Regions from separate parts of the Mus musculus genome. Here region 2 is linked to region 1. A link is a loop called in an ENCODE intact Hi-C map of the cell type or tissue named here. Cell type or tissue: heart. All regions are shown on one strand. Each heading gives the region's core, and the rest is flanking DNA. Links, peaks and the distances in the headings are about the cores only.

What was found. Hi-C counts contacts between places; a loop is a spot of excess contacts. Peaks named below come from ENCODE experiments on the same cell type or tissue, not always from the same donor. Only the 100,000 strongest peaks of a DNase experiment are listed, where the experiment ranks them.
Region 2: a loop joins it to region 1, with 3 times the contacts of the local background. A loop is called at or near these places in 10 of 42 quality-filtered maps.

Annotation. Positions count from the first base shown.
Region 1 is chr14:47,593,949-47,602,227 of GRCm38, reverse strand. No RefSeq gene overlaps it. Among named protein-coding and RNA genes, the nearest start is that of Atg14, 30 kb to the right of the region's middle. In heart, for the core only: a CTCF peak has its summit at 4,222 (motif pointing left); no DNase peak of the experiment used is centred there; H3K4me3 peaks cover 296 bases; H3K27ac peaks cover 320 bases.
Region 2 is chr14:47,690,753-47,694,752 of GRCm38, reverse strand. Ktn1 (kinectin 1) reads right to left here. Exons shown (of 39, transcript NM_001347527.1): 12 at 3,776-3,844; 13 at 2,277-2,314; 14 at 1,259-1,349; 15 at 810-878; 16 at 106-143. Among named protein-coding and RNA genes, the nearest start is that of Ktn1, 43 kb to the right of the region's middle. In heart, for the core only: no CTCF peak of the experiment used is centred there; no DNase peak of the experiment used is centred there.

The DNA of each region.
Region 1 (8,279 bases), core at 2,393-6,392:
TTTGATATGGCTTGCAAGATTAGGATTCTAGTTTTCTTGCCCAGCGATTGAGTTTGTTTCTGAACTATGTTTATGTGGTGTTTTCCTTCATGTGGTGGCTCAACTGGGCTCCAGAGAGAAAGATACAGTGGCAAGTGTGGGTACTCAAGAAGTGCACCCCAAAAGGCCATGGGAATTTTGAAGCATGGGGTTGGTGTGGTAACAACCCACCAGTGGGAACTTAACAAACTGGGTGGAGAGATTTTGGAGCTCTGAGTCAGAGAATTTCCACAAGATGAAAACAGACTGGCCAGCCCACAGGGACCTTTTTAAAAAATATTTTCCACAACAATAAAATGTGATTAAAATTTTTGTTCGAGACAGGTGTTTCTCTGTGTAGAGCTGGCTATCCTGAAACTCACTGTGTAGACCAGGCTGGCCTTGAACTCAGAAATCCATCTGTCTCTGCTCTGCTTCCTGAGTGCTGGGATTAAAGGCATGTGCCATCACCCCCTCAACAGGGCTGGGGGCAGTATTTTTAAAGAACTGAATATTTTAAAAAATATTGGATAAGTTGGGCGGTGGTAGCACACACCTTTAATCCCAGCATTTGGGAGGCAGAGGCAGGTGGATTTCTGTACATTGGAGGCCAGCTTGGAACAGAGTAAGTTCCAGGACAGAGCAGTAGGGCTGAACAAAAGGCTCAGTGCTTAAGAGTATTTGCCCCTCTTCTGGAGGGCCTGGGTTTGGTTCCCAGAACCCACAAGATGACTCATAACTATCTCTAACTCCAGTTTCTGGGGATCCCACACCCTCTTCTGACAACAGACACTCACACAGTAGGTATACATACATACATACATACATACATACATACATACATACATGTAAGCAAAGCACTGATATACATGTAATAAATGTAAATCTAAAAAAATTTTTTAAATGGATAGGATAGAATCCATGTCTGATCTCCTAATTAACTAACTTGTTTTTTAAAGATTTGTTTGTTAGAATTATGTCCATGTCTATATAGGAGTATGTGCATATGTTTGTATGTATGTGTGTTAGGGGTGGGGATGCCCCTGGAGCTGAAATTACAAGAAGTTGTAAGCAGCTAAACTTGGGTGCTGGAAGTTGAACTCTGGTCCTCTGCAAGAGCAGTAAGCACTCTTAACTGCTGAGCTGTATCTAGTCCCTCATCTGGTATTCCAGGGTCTCATTCTGTAGCCCAGGCTGGCTTCAAAGTCACTGTGTAGCTCAGGATTGCCTTAAATGGTGGCACTCCTCCTGCCTCAGTCTCTTCTAAGAGCCGGCATTCTGAGCCAGAGGAGGTCAGTGCCTCCTGGCTGTGCCTTTCCTGCTTCTATGCTTTGCGACTTTGTTTTTCCATGGATTTCTGTTATTTAGAATCTGTGGGAAACATTGAGGTTTGAATTGGAAATCTGTCTCTTGGGGGATGGTTTGTATTTGCTTCTCGTAGATACTCACTGCCCTTAGGAGTCAGTAATAGTAGACAGTGTCTGTCTGGAGGATATGTATGTAGGTAGTACTAATTGGGGTACAAAATCACGTAAAGACTGGCTTTGAGTATAATCTGTCACCAGGATATTTCATCCATCCTCATTGAGGATATTCTTGGTTTTGGTCCCTTGGTTCAAGTTTTCTGCCAGTGGCTCCTACTGGATGTTCCATCCTTGATGGGCCCTGAACTTCCTCCCTGATGCACAACACACATGGTTTTCAAGTCTTGAGTTCAAGGCTACCAGAATTCGGCATTTGTCCTTAGGGTCAAGACTGTATCTTTTGCAGCTCAGATCTCTACCTTTGTTTTGGACTTTTAAATTTTCTTATGTTTAGCCGGGCGTGGTGGCGCACGCCTTTAATCCCAGCACTCGGGAGGCAGAGGCAGGCAGATTTCTGAGTTTGAGGCGAGCCTGGTGTACAGAGTGAGTTCCAGAACAGCCAGGGCTACACAGAGAAACCCTGTCTCGAACCCCCTCCCCCCCAAAAAAAATCACTCAAAAGAAATGGTCTTGATGCAAACTGCAAGAGGTTTACTCGAGAAAGACCAGTGCACTGGGGACAACTCGTATCCCACACAGGGGTAGAGGAGTCGATGATGAGCTCAAGGGGTAAGGGGTTTATAAAGGCAAAACCCCCGCAAACCCCTGGCATTGGGCTATAGCGTTTGGCAAGCTTGCATAACGGGTTTAAGGAACGGTTAGAGTATTCTGTACAAACATTTCTTGGAGCAATGGGGCAAATTCTATTCCCTGCCATTAGTGAGGTCTATTTTGGACACAGGTCTAGGGGCTTAAATAATTTTTCACTCTCTTTCATTGACACCTCATGTGAATGAAACACGCTGCACTTTCCCATAACTGCTTATTTCACTCAGCATAGTGTCCTCAGTGTTAGCCATGTAGTGGCATAGGTTCAAATTTCCTTCCTTTTAAGACATAGGAGCCACGTGCCTTTAATGCCAGGATTTGGAGACTGAGATAGACAGATTTCTGTGAGTTCCAGGCCAGCTGGTGCTACTCAGTGAGCTCCAAGACAGCCAAGGCTGTCATACCCCCCCCCCAAAAAAAACTTTGAATTTTTATTACTTTTAAAGATTGGTTCTGGGTTCAAGGCCAGCCTGGCCTACAAAAGTGAGTTCCAGGACAGCAAGAGCTATACAGAGAAACCCTGTCTCGAAACAAAACAAAACAAAACAAAAACAAAAACAAACAAACAAAACAAAACAAAAGATTGGTTTCATTCTCTTTTAAATTCTTGTAGGTGTGTGTGCCTGCATGTGGGTATGTTCACATGTGTTCAAGTGCCAACAGAGTCCAGAAATGTCATATTCTCTGGAGCTGAAGTGCCAGGACTCTTCCCGGAACTCACTGCGGGTTGTGAATCAGCAGAGCTTGTCTCTGGGTGAGTTGCTTCACTTCCACAGATCTCTTTTTCCTCTTTCCTTATATTTATTTTTATTGAATCGTGGAAAATGAACTAAATTCCAAGTTTTCCCAGCCCCAGCTTGCAGAATGATGTAATTCTTTATTATTAAACGCCTAGACCATAAGCTTTGGTTCATTCCCTGACTAGCACATAACTTATTGAACCCATTCAAACTATTCTATGTCTACCACATGGTCAGTTACCTCTCCTGTCCTACCTCCTATTTCCTGCTTCAGCTCATTGGCCATTGGCATTTTTATTGACAGGTGATCTCCATAGAATACATATGAGTATTTTGCCTGCATGTATGTCTGTGCACTGCTAGTGCCTGAGGAGGCCAGAAGAGCGTTGTTGGATCCTCTGGAACTGCAATTATACATAAATTGTGATGATGATGATGATGATGATGATGATGATGATGATGATGATGATGATTCCTGTCTTTGTGAAACCAAGCCATTATCCCCGGGAATTCAAATTCGGCAAGTGTTTCACTGCCAGTGTGCACACCTACTGGCACAGTCCTGCCTGAGAGCTGTTGCTTTTCTAGGTAGAAACAAGGTGCCATCATGACTCAGGATGTTCAGATGATTTGGGGGGGGGGGGTGCGCGGGGGAGCTTGGCGGGCGGGGGAGGGGGCGGCGGGGGGAGGGGGACAGGTTATGCCATGGTAAGCACAGGCTTCTTTCTGGTGCCCTGCTCTACCCAGCCACCCAGAAGGGGAAGTGTGGCTTACTGGGGAGTAAGGAATTTGAGTTTAAGCAATTATTAAAAGGGCAAGAAATCCACTGAATTTTGTTCTAGAAAAGACCTTCAAGGAATTCGTAAATCAGCCTCCATATTCTTGTGATATAAAATCCCTGTCTGGAAACTGACAGCTCAGTGCAGACTTAATTAGAACCATGTCATTGGCTCCCAGGAAAAAGACAAAGCTACAGCAAGCAAAACTGGCACCAGATTAAAAACCGTCCTCCGGCGGCCTTGTTGCATTTATGCAGACTCGGCGGTACTTCCTAGGCCAAAAACACTGCCTCCGACGTTCACAGTATCAAGGTGCTGTGTGTGAGAAATCACAGGCCAAGCACCTCCAGGTGAACTGATGTGAACAGAACCTGCCAGTATACACTGCACAAACATATCTGCATTAACCAAGACAGTAACTAATCCTGTGTATCTGAGGAGGTAGCCCCTGGTCCTCTGCACCGGCATGTACTTAAGCCCCTCCTCAGCTGATCCCCAAGCCTGTTTGCTCCCCAAACCGGAAGCTCTGCCTTTGAGAGAGGAGACAGAGCGCCCCCTAGTGAAACAGTCTTTCCTCACATTACACTTTAGCACTACGGTTCTCATGTTGTAGATTTCTGGTAAATATTTCTTCAGGTTTATAGGAGCCACGTAGTGTTCTGATACATACATACATACATACATACATACATACATACATACATACATACATACATACATACATACATATATATATATGTGTGTGTGTGTATATATATATGTGTGTGTGTATATATATATATATATTATATAAATATAACGATAAAATCGTTGTAAGGAGCATAGCTGTCACCTCAAATGTTCATCATTTATTCCTGGTGAAAAGTTCAAAAATGTCTAGAATTTTGAAATACTCATGATTGTTAACTGTACCCTAGGGTACAGTAAAGTAACAAAATTTATTCCTATTTATTTGTAATTTTGTACTTGTTGAATGGACATCTGTATTTTTCTTTCTAGAGTCCAGGCCTAAAATGCTGACTGTGACTTGAAAGCCTGAAGCCTGATGCCCAAGTCCTAGAGGTTTTCACCTATTGTTTAAGAGTTGCAAAAAACCCTACTGGTTCCAGAGTTTTTATCTTTAAATGTGTGTGTGTGTGTGTGTGTGTGTGTGTGTGTGTGTGTGTGTGTGTGTGTGTGTGTGTGTGTGTGTGTGCATGTGTGCCTATGTGTATATGTGCATTTATGTATGTGCATGTGTGAATATGTGCATGTATGTGTACATGTGTGCATGTGTACATGCATGTGTGTATATGTGCATTTATGTATATGCATGTGTGCCTGTGTGTATATGTGCATGTATGTGTGTGTATGTGCACATGTGTATGTGCCTGTGTGTATATGTGCATGTATATGTGTGTGCATGTGTGCCTGTGTGTATGTGTACATGTGTGCATATATGTATTGTGTATATGTGCATGTGTGTGTATGTGTGCATGTGTGCCTGTGTGTATGTGTACATTCATGTCAAGATACTTGTGCAAGCATGTATATGCAGAGGCATGTGGCTGCCAGAGGCTGATCTCACTGTTCCCCTCCACTGCTCTTTACCTTGGTTTTCGAGACAAGATCCCTTAGCAACCTGGAGCTCCCAGACTTAGCTCCACTGTCCAGTCAGCCAACACAGGGATCCTCCTGTCTCTGCCTCCTAGTGCCAGGAGGACAGGGGCACTCTTGGCTCTAACATCAGTGATGGAAATTGAGTTCACATCCTCACACTTAAGAGGCAAGCACTTTATAGACTGCACCATCTACCCGCACCCCCCAAAGTTTTAAATTCACAAACTAAAAAAAATTGGTAAATGTGGCTAAATATCTCCAAATATCGACTAGATGTATATTAGTTGCTTTGTTTTGTTTTGTTTTGTTTTGTTTTGTTTTGTTTTGTTTTGTTTTGTTTTTCGAGACAGGGTTTCTCTTTATAGCCCTGGCTGTCCTGGAACTCACTTTGTAGACCAGGCTGACCTCGAACTCAGAAATCCGCCTGCCTCTGTCTCCTGAGTGCTGGGATTAAAGTCATGTGCCACCATGCCCGGCTTTAGTTGCTTTTCTATTACTATAAGACATCTGACCAAGGCAATACCTAGAGGAAAGAGTCTATTGGAGCCTTACAGTTCCAGAAAGTAAGATTCCATGGCCATCATGGTGGGCAACATGGCAACAGGCAGGCATGTCTCTGGAGCAGTAGCTGAGCATTTACATCTGATCCTTGAGCAGGGAGCAATGAGCAGGGAGCAGGGGAAGAGAGAGGGAGGGGGAGGGGGAGATGGAGGGGGATGGGGAGAGGGCTTTTGGAACTTCAAAGCGCACCCCCAACAGGATCTGAACTCTGACCCTCTAGAAGGCCAGTTAGCCTTTTTTATAGCCATTCCATCTTTCTGCCCCTAAAAAGAAGCTAGAGAGACAGGCTTTGATAAGGATGCTGGAAAATGACCTTATGACCTTTAGAAGATAAGTGGGAGACCATATTTTCCAGAATCTACTCCTGAAAATCTTTTTTTAAAAGGATTTATTTCTTTATTATATGTAAGTACACTGTAGCTGTCTTCAGACACCCCAGAAGAGGGCATCAGATCTCACTACAGATGGTTGTGAGCCTCGATGTGGTTGCTGGGATTTGAATTCAGGACCTTCAGAAGAGCAGTCAGTGCTCTTACCCACTGATCTATCATCTCTCCAGCCCCTGAAAATCTTTTATATAGCTCATGAGGTGGTACCTGCCTGTGTGTCCTAACCAGATCTTGAAACCATGGGTCACTAGACAAAAATCCCAGTGCCATGTGTGGGATAACTAAGTAGTTATTGATCCAGGAAGCTACAGAGGTCCCCATAACAATGCAGTCTATTGCCACTCCTCGTGCCCAGCAGAATCAGTTGGTAAGTCTCTATCTCGAGGCTGGTGAGATGTCTCAGTGGTTAAAAGCATTGGCTGCTCTTCTAAAAGATCTAGGTTCAATTCCCATGTCCACACAGTGACTCCCAACCACCTGCAACTCCAATTCCAGGGGATCCAACATTCTCTGCTGGCTTCCATGGGCACCAAACACACACACATAGTGCACATATGTGCATGAAAACAAAACACACAAACTTATTTATTTATTTATCATCTTGTTTGTTTGTTTATATTTTGAGACAGAATCTCACTGTGTTTGTTGTTTTTCATCTTTTCCTCCCCTTTTCTTTTCCCCAAAGTAAAAACAGAGACCAGGAGATTATTATAAATTCCCAAGCAAAAATAAGCCAGACTCAAACAAGAGGTCTAGTATAAGTGTGAAATGGCAATTATAGACCATTAACAGGGACTGTGTGGAGAATCTGGGTTTTGTGTGAGATGCTTTGAGGAGGGGTTTATAACCTGGGACAGGCTCAGTGTACTTAGCTACCAAAAGGGGATAATGAAAATACTTCCCAGCTTGGGGTGTAGCTCAGAAATGGAGTGCTTGGCTGGCATCCCTGAGTCCCTGGGTTCAACCCACAGCACCTCAGAGGACTGGAAGAATACTTACTCTCGGTGTTGGAACAGTTAAATGAGTTCAGATACGTGAAGTACTTAGCCAAGTGTATGGGACCTTCCAAGGACGTTAGCAGTTAACTCTTTCTTACTCAAAGCAACCACAGCAAGCTTCCCCTCCCAGCAATGAACAACTTACGGTTTCAGATAAACTGGTGTTTACCAAAACGATTGAAAACACCCACAGAGATGGTCGCTAACCTTATTTTTGAAATTTTTTTCACTTGAAATGATTTTAAACTTATCAAAAGTGACAGAGATCAAAGCAGAAGGAATATTCCCATAGCGGGTGTTTACCCAGGTCTGCTTATCATTGAGCTCACAACCCTTTGCTCTGTCACTTGACCTGCAGATCACTGCAAACCTGTCTCTGCTTATTACTGATAACTTATTTTTTGTTTGTTTTGGGGTTCTGAGACTGGGTATCATGTAGCCCAGGCTGGCCTTGAATTTACTAGTTAGTTGAAGCTGGCTTTGAATTGATCCTCTTGCCTATGGCCAAGTGCTAGGGTTTCAGGCACAGGCCACTATGCCTAGATTATTCATTTCTTTTTTAAAAAAAAGTTTTTGTATTTATTTATTTAATATATAGGAGTACACTGTAGTTATCTTCAGACACACCAGGAGAGGGTGTCAGATGGCATTGCAGATGGCTGTGAGCCACCGTGTGGTTGCTGGGAATTGAACTCAGGACCTCTGGAAGAGCAGTCAGTGCTCTTAACCACTGAGCCAACTCTCTAGCCACCTAGATTACTCATAAATCATGATTTTCTCATTTTCCATTGCTAAGCAGCAAATTAGTATTTGCAATACTATCAGCCCCTAAGATCACATTTGTACAGAGCCCAGATTTGAGACAATGTAACTAAGAAAATTGTTAAAAGTGAAATCAAAGATTGGCCTTTATAATAACAGAAGGAAATGCTCACTCCTAGCCTCGCCTCCAGGAAACACAAATCTAAACCACACGGAGTTGGGTGTGGTGCCACATAACTTTACACCCAGCCGAGGCAGGTGGATTGCTGTTAGTTCCAGGTTAGCCTAGTCTACATACCAA
Region 2 (4,000 bases), core at 1-4,000, 95 kb before region 1:
AAGAGACAGTCAAGGTTTTCAGGGCTGTCTGCACAAGCCTCAGCTGGAAGAATCACTGCACATAAACACACATGCAGGAGTCTCTGCACAAAATACATTACTCGCCTCTTCTGCATCTTCTCCACCTCATGTGCGGTAGCAGCCTGTATTCAGAATAAAATAAGAATCTTATCATCTTAGGAAACCATCTAAACTATTCATTTATTCATATAAAAACTTGTATTTCCATACATATGGATTAAAACTATAACAAACTATATATTCTATGTTTTGGGGTTTTTTTTGTTTGGTTTTTTTTTTTTTTTTTTTTGGTTTTTCGAGACAGGGTTTCTCTGTGTAGCCCTGGATGTCCTGGAACTCACTTTGTAGACCAGGCTGGCCTCGAACTCAGAAATCCGCCTGCCTCTGCCTCTGCCTCTGCCTCCCGAGTGCTGGGATCAAAGGCGTGCGCCACCACACTGGCGGTATTCTCTGTTTTATTGTCCATTATTTTTAACTTCTTGGAGGCCAATTTTCTCTAATTAAGGTTTTCCCTTTACACATTAGATGGAAAAATCCAAATGGGTTAAAATGCTGCGACTGTTTTAACAATCTCTTCTATCTCAGAAGTGGTTCAGTCACTGTACCAAACATTAATTCCAATATGAATCAATGACATCTAAGCAGTCTGTGCATTAGCTCTCAGTAATATCCCACGGCCAAACATAAGTAACCAGCATAGACACAGAAAACCGAGGCTCACAGACTCAAAAAAAAGACACATCAAACGTCTTCAGATAAATAAGCAAAAGGAAAAGTGACTTATTTACCTGCTCATTAGCCAGGGCCTGCAATTTCTGCACTTCAGCTTTTAATAAGAAATTCATATTCTGTACATCCTAGAGCAAGAAAAAAAAAAGGATACAGGATTAAAATATTTCATATAATTCAAACTGAACTTGTGGCAAGGTTCTGCTTAAGAGTTAAGTAAAGGTCTCAGATTATAAATTGCCTAAATCATATATATATCATTCATTTGTGTTATTTGGCAAGTTTCTGGAATTGTTATGGAAGGCATTATGTGAAAAGAACCCTTCTGGGCTTTTCCTTTTAGAGCTTAAGAAGTATCCTTCTTTACAGTTCAGAAAAGAGAAAGCATTTTCCATGAGTTCTAGAGTATTTTTCATCCTTCATACAAATGCATACTGGCTATAATCTTTAGGGTAATTCAGCTTTGAGTCCTATAAAATCCTACAGCAAGCTATATGAGCTACTGTACCTTAAGCTCCTCCTCCTTGCTTGCTAAGTGATCCTGTTCATTCGCTAATGAATCTTCAGTCTGCTTTAGCTGCTTGTCCTTTTCTGCAATCCTTCAAGAAAATACAAAAGCATTTACAAACAGGATTTAAAAGTCTTACACGGAAAGGATCATCTCAAGTAAGTAAGTTTCTCCTATAACTGTACTTTCTCTTTCTTGAGATACTATTTAGTCTACTAGTAAGCATCATAAAGCATGATGACAGAGAGAGAGAGAGAGAGAGAGAGAGAGAGAGAGAGAGAGAGAGAGAGAGAGAGAGAGAGAACGAACTTGCAAAAGTTTGCTCCCTCCTTCCAGCATGTGAGACCAGGGTATAGTATTTACATCAATCAGGCTTGACAATGAGAGCCTTTCTCTACCCCCAAATATCCCCTATTTTATGGCAGGATGGTCATTCACACCAGTACTCAGGAGGCAAAGGCAGGAAGATCACCACAAATTCAAGGACAGTCTAGGCTACAGAATGAGGCCCCAAATCATAGATACACAGATGGATAGACAAACAGATCCATTATTTAAAACTTAAGTCAAAGAAGTTAACTTACATTGAAAAGTCTGGTATCAAAACCAGATTATAGGTCATCTGCACACAACTGCCCCATATCTGTATAGTTATGTAACTATGCAAATTTACTTTGAGTGTATGGCCTACTGTCACAGGGCTAGACACAGCAGAACCACAAGTACAAAGCAAATTTAAGCACTAATTTCCTTTCACTACTCTGAAACCACAAGTGCCTCTTCTACATCGTTACCAATATTGCAAATGAAGGAAAGTTAGGCAGCTCTATTATAACAACAACAAAAACAAAGTGTAATGTTTGGGGACTAAACAGACACAGGTTAGAAGAGAAGATCAAAATAGAGTTTAGGGTAATTTTCCAAACAGGTAAGAGAATGAAATTAATTGTGTATTGAATCAAGCAGGCATCTGTTAGTGGTTATCAATTATAAGAGAAGTGTGGAATGGCAAGCTTACACTTTATGTAATTCTTCTGCTAGAACTGAAGCGGAGGTCTGAGAAAGAAAAACATTATCAACATAAGAGCATTTGAGAAAAAGCTTAAAAGCTGTACAATAATCAAAACAGAGCTTTTAAAAAGAGAGAGAAATTAACATATAAAGTTGTTAAAGACATATCTGGTCTATGGTGAGTAGCTATCATTCTGAAAGCATATCTGATCTCCAACAGCCACTATTAAGGAATTAACACAACACATCACGGAATAATGACAAGCAGCAAGTACATAAGGGGCAGAGACAACCACAGAGGCCATCCCTAGCCCTGTGCGTCTCTTCCTCAGCAAAAGTGTCTGACAGGATCCCCTTCATGATCAGACAGTGAGGAGCCTGTCAGTGATGTCTCTCCACTACTGAGGTTCTCAGCACACTCAGGCATTCTGACAAGCTGGAACACTACCGCTCAGCTGACAAAGATCCCAATCTAAGTGGAGTTGGTAACTCACAAACATACAGCTCCATTTTGCTGATTAGATGGTTCTCCCCCAGCTAATTTTACAGTATCATCTCTACAAAAAAGCAACTAGGAAAAACCATTTATGTGCACAAAGCTTTGGAAGTTTGAACTCTAAAATTACCTTTTAATGTTAAAATTACTTATTATGTAAAAGCGAATTTTTTTTTTTAAAGATTTGTTTTTATTTGGAATATGTGTAAGCAATGGGGGACATGTGCACATGACATGAGTGCAGTGACAGAGGAGGCCATTAGAGTCCCTGGAGTTGATGTTGAGGCAGTTGTGAATCACCTGGCACAGGTGCTGGGAACTAAACTCTGGTCCTCTGAACCAGCAGCAAGCACATACATGTAACTGCTGAGCCATCTCCGTAGTCCAAGAGTCAAATTTCTAGTACTTGCTGCTATAAATAATTTTTATAATTTTAACATTCAACTGAAATTGAAATTTATAGTATATGTATTTGTGGAAGCCTTCACATTTTTCTGAATGTCCTATCATTTATATTACAAAGCCTATCAATCAATTAATCAATCAATCAATCAGTCAATCAATCAAGGAAAGCAGCAATGGTATCAATGTTTGCTACTAACTAAACGGAATTATACATTTCAAACTGAGCCTTCTGCAAATAAGCCAGCTCCCCGCTGTGCATGTGTGGGATTCCTGAGCAAAGTCAGCTTTCCGTGACAGTGCATCAACCACCCCATAAGCCCTAGCCTGCCCTTACACTGGCCAGCCCTTTTGTTTTGTGACAGAGTTCAGAGCCTTCCCCAGGAGTGAGTGTTCTCGCCTACCCCTTCTAATAACACAGATTTGGGGTTCTCAGTGCTGCCCAATATTAGATATCATATTTAGTGGCTGAAACTTTGTACCACTACAAACTGACTCATTGACTAGTCTCCCAACTACTGAAGTTTGGCACTATAGAAACGGTCAGATAACTGTTACAACGGCTGGAAAGCTATGATTAACGGTAATCAATTAAAAAGCACCATTACCTGAGCTGCTATCTGGGAATGGAATTGTTGAATCTGAGCTTTCAAAGCCTCGTTTTGTTCCAAAATATCCTTTCATCAACAGCAAACAAAAAGAGAGGACAAAGGTGTCATTAAAAAATACTCAAGTATACATGAACACAAAGATTTACATATTCTTGATATCTCTAAATGATCTTTATTTAAAGCGTTTTGGCATTCTATTTTGAGTTCATTTACAAGGCAGAC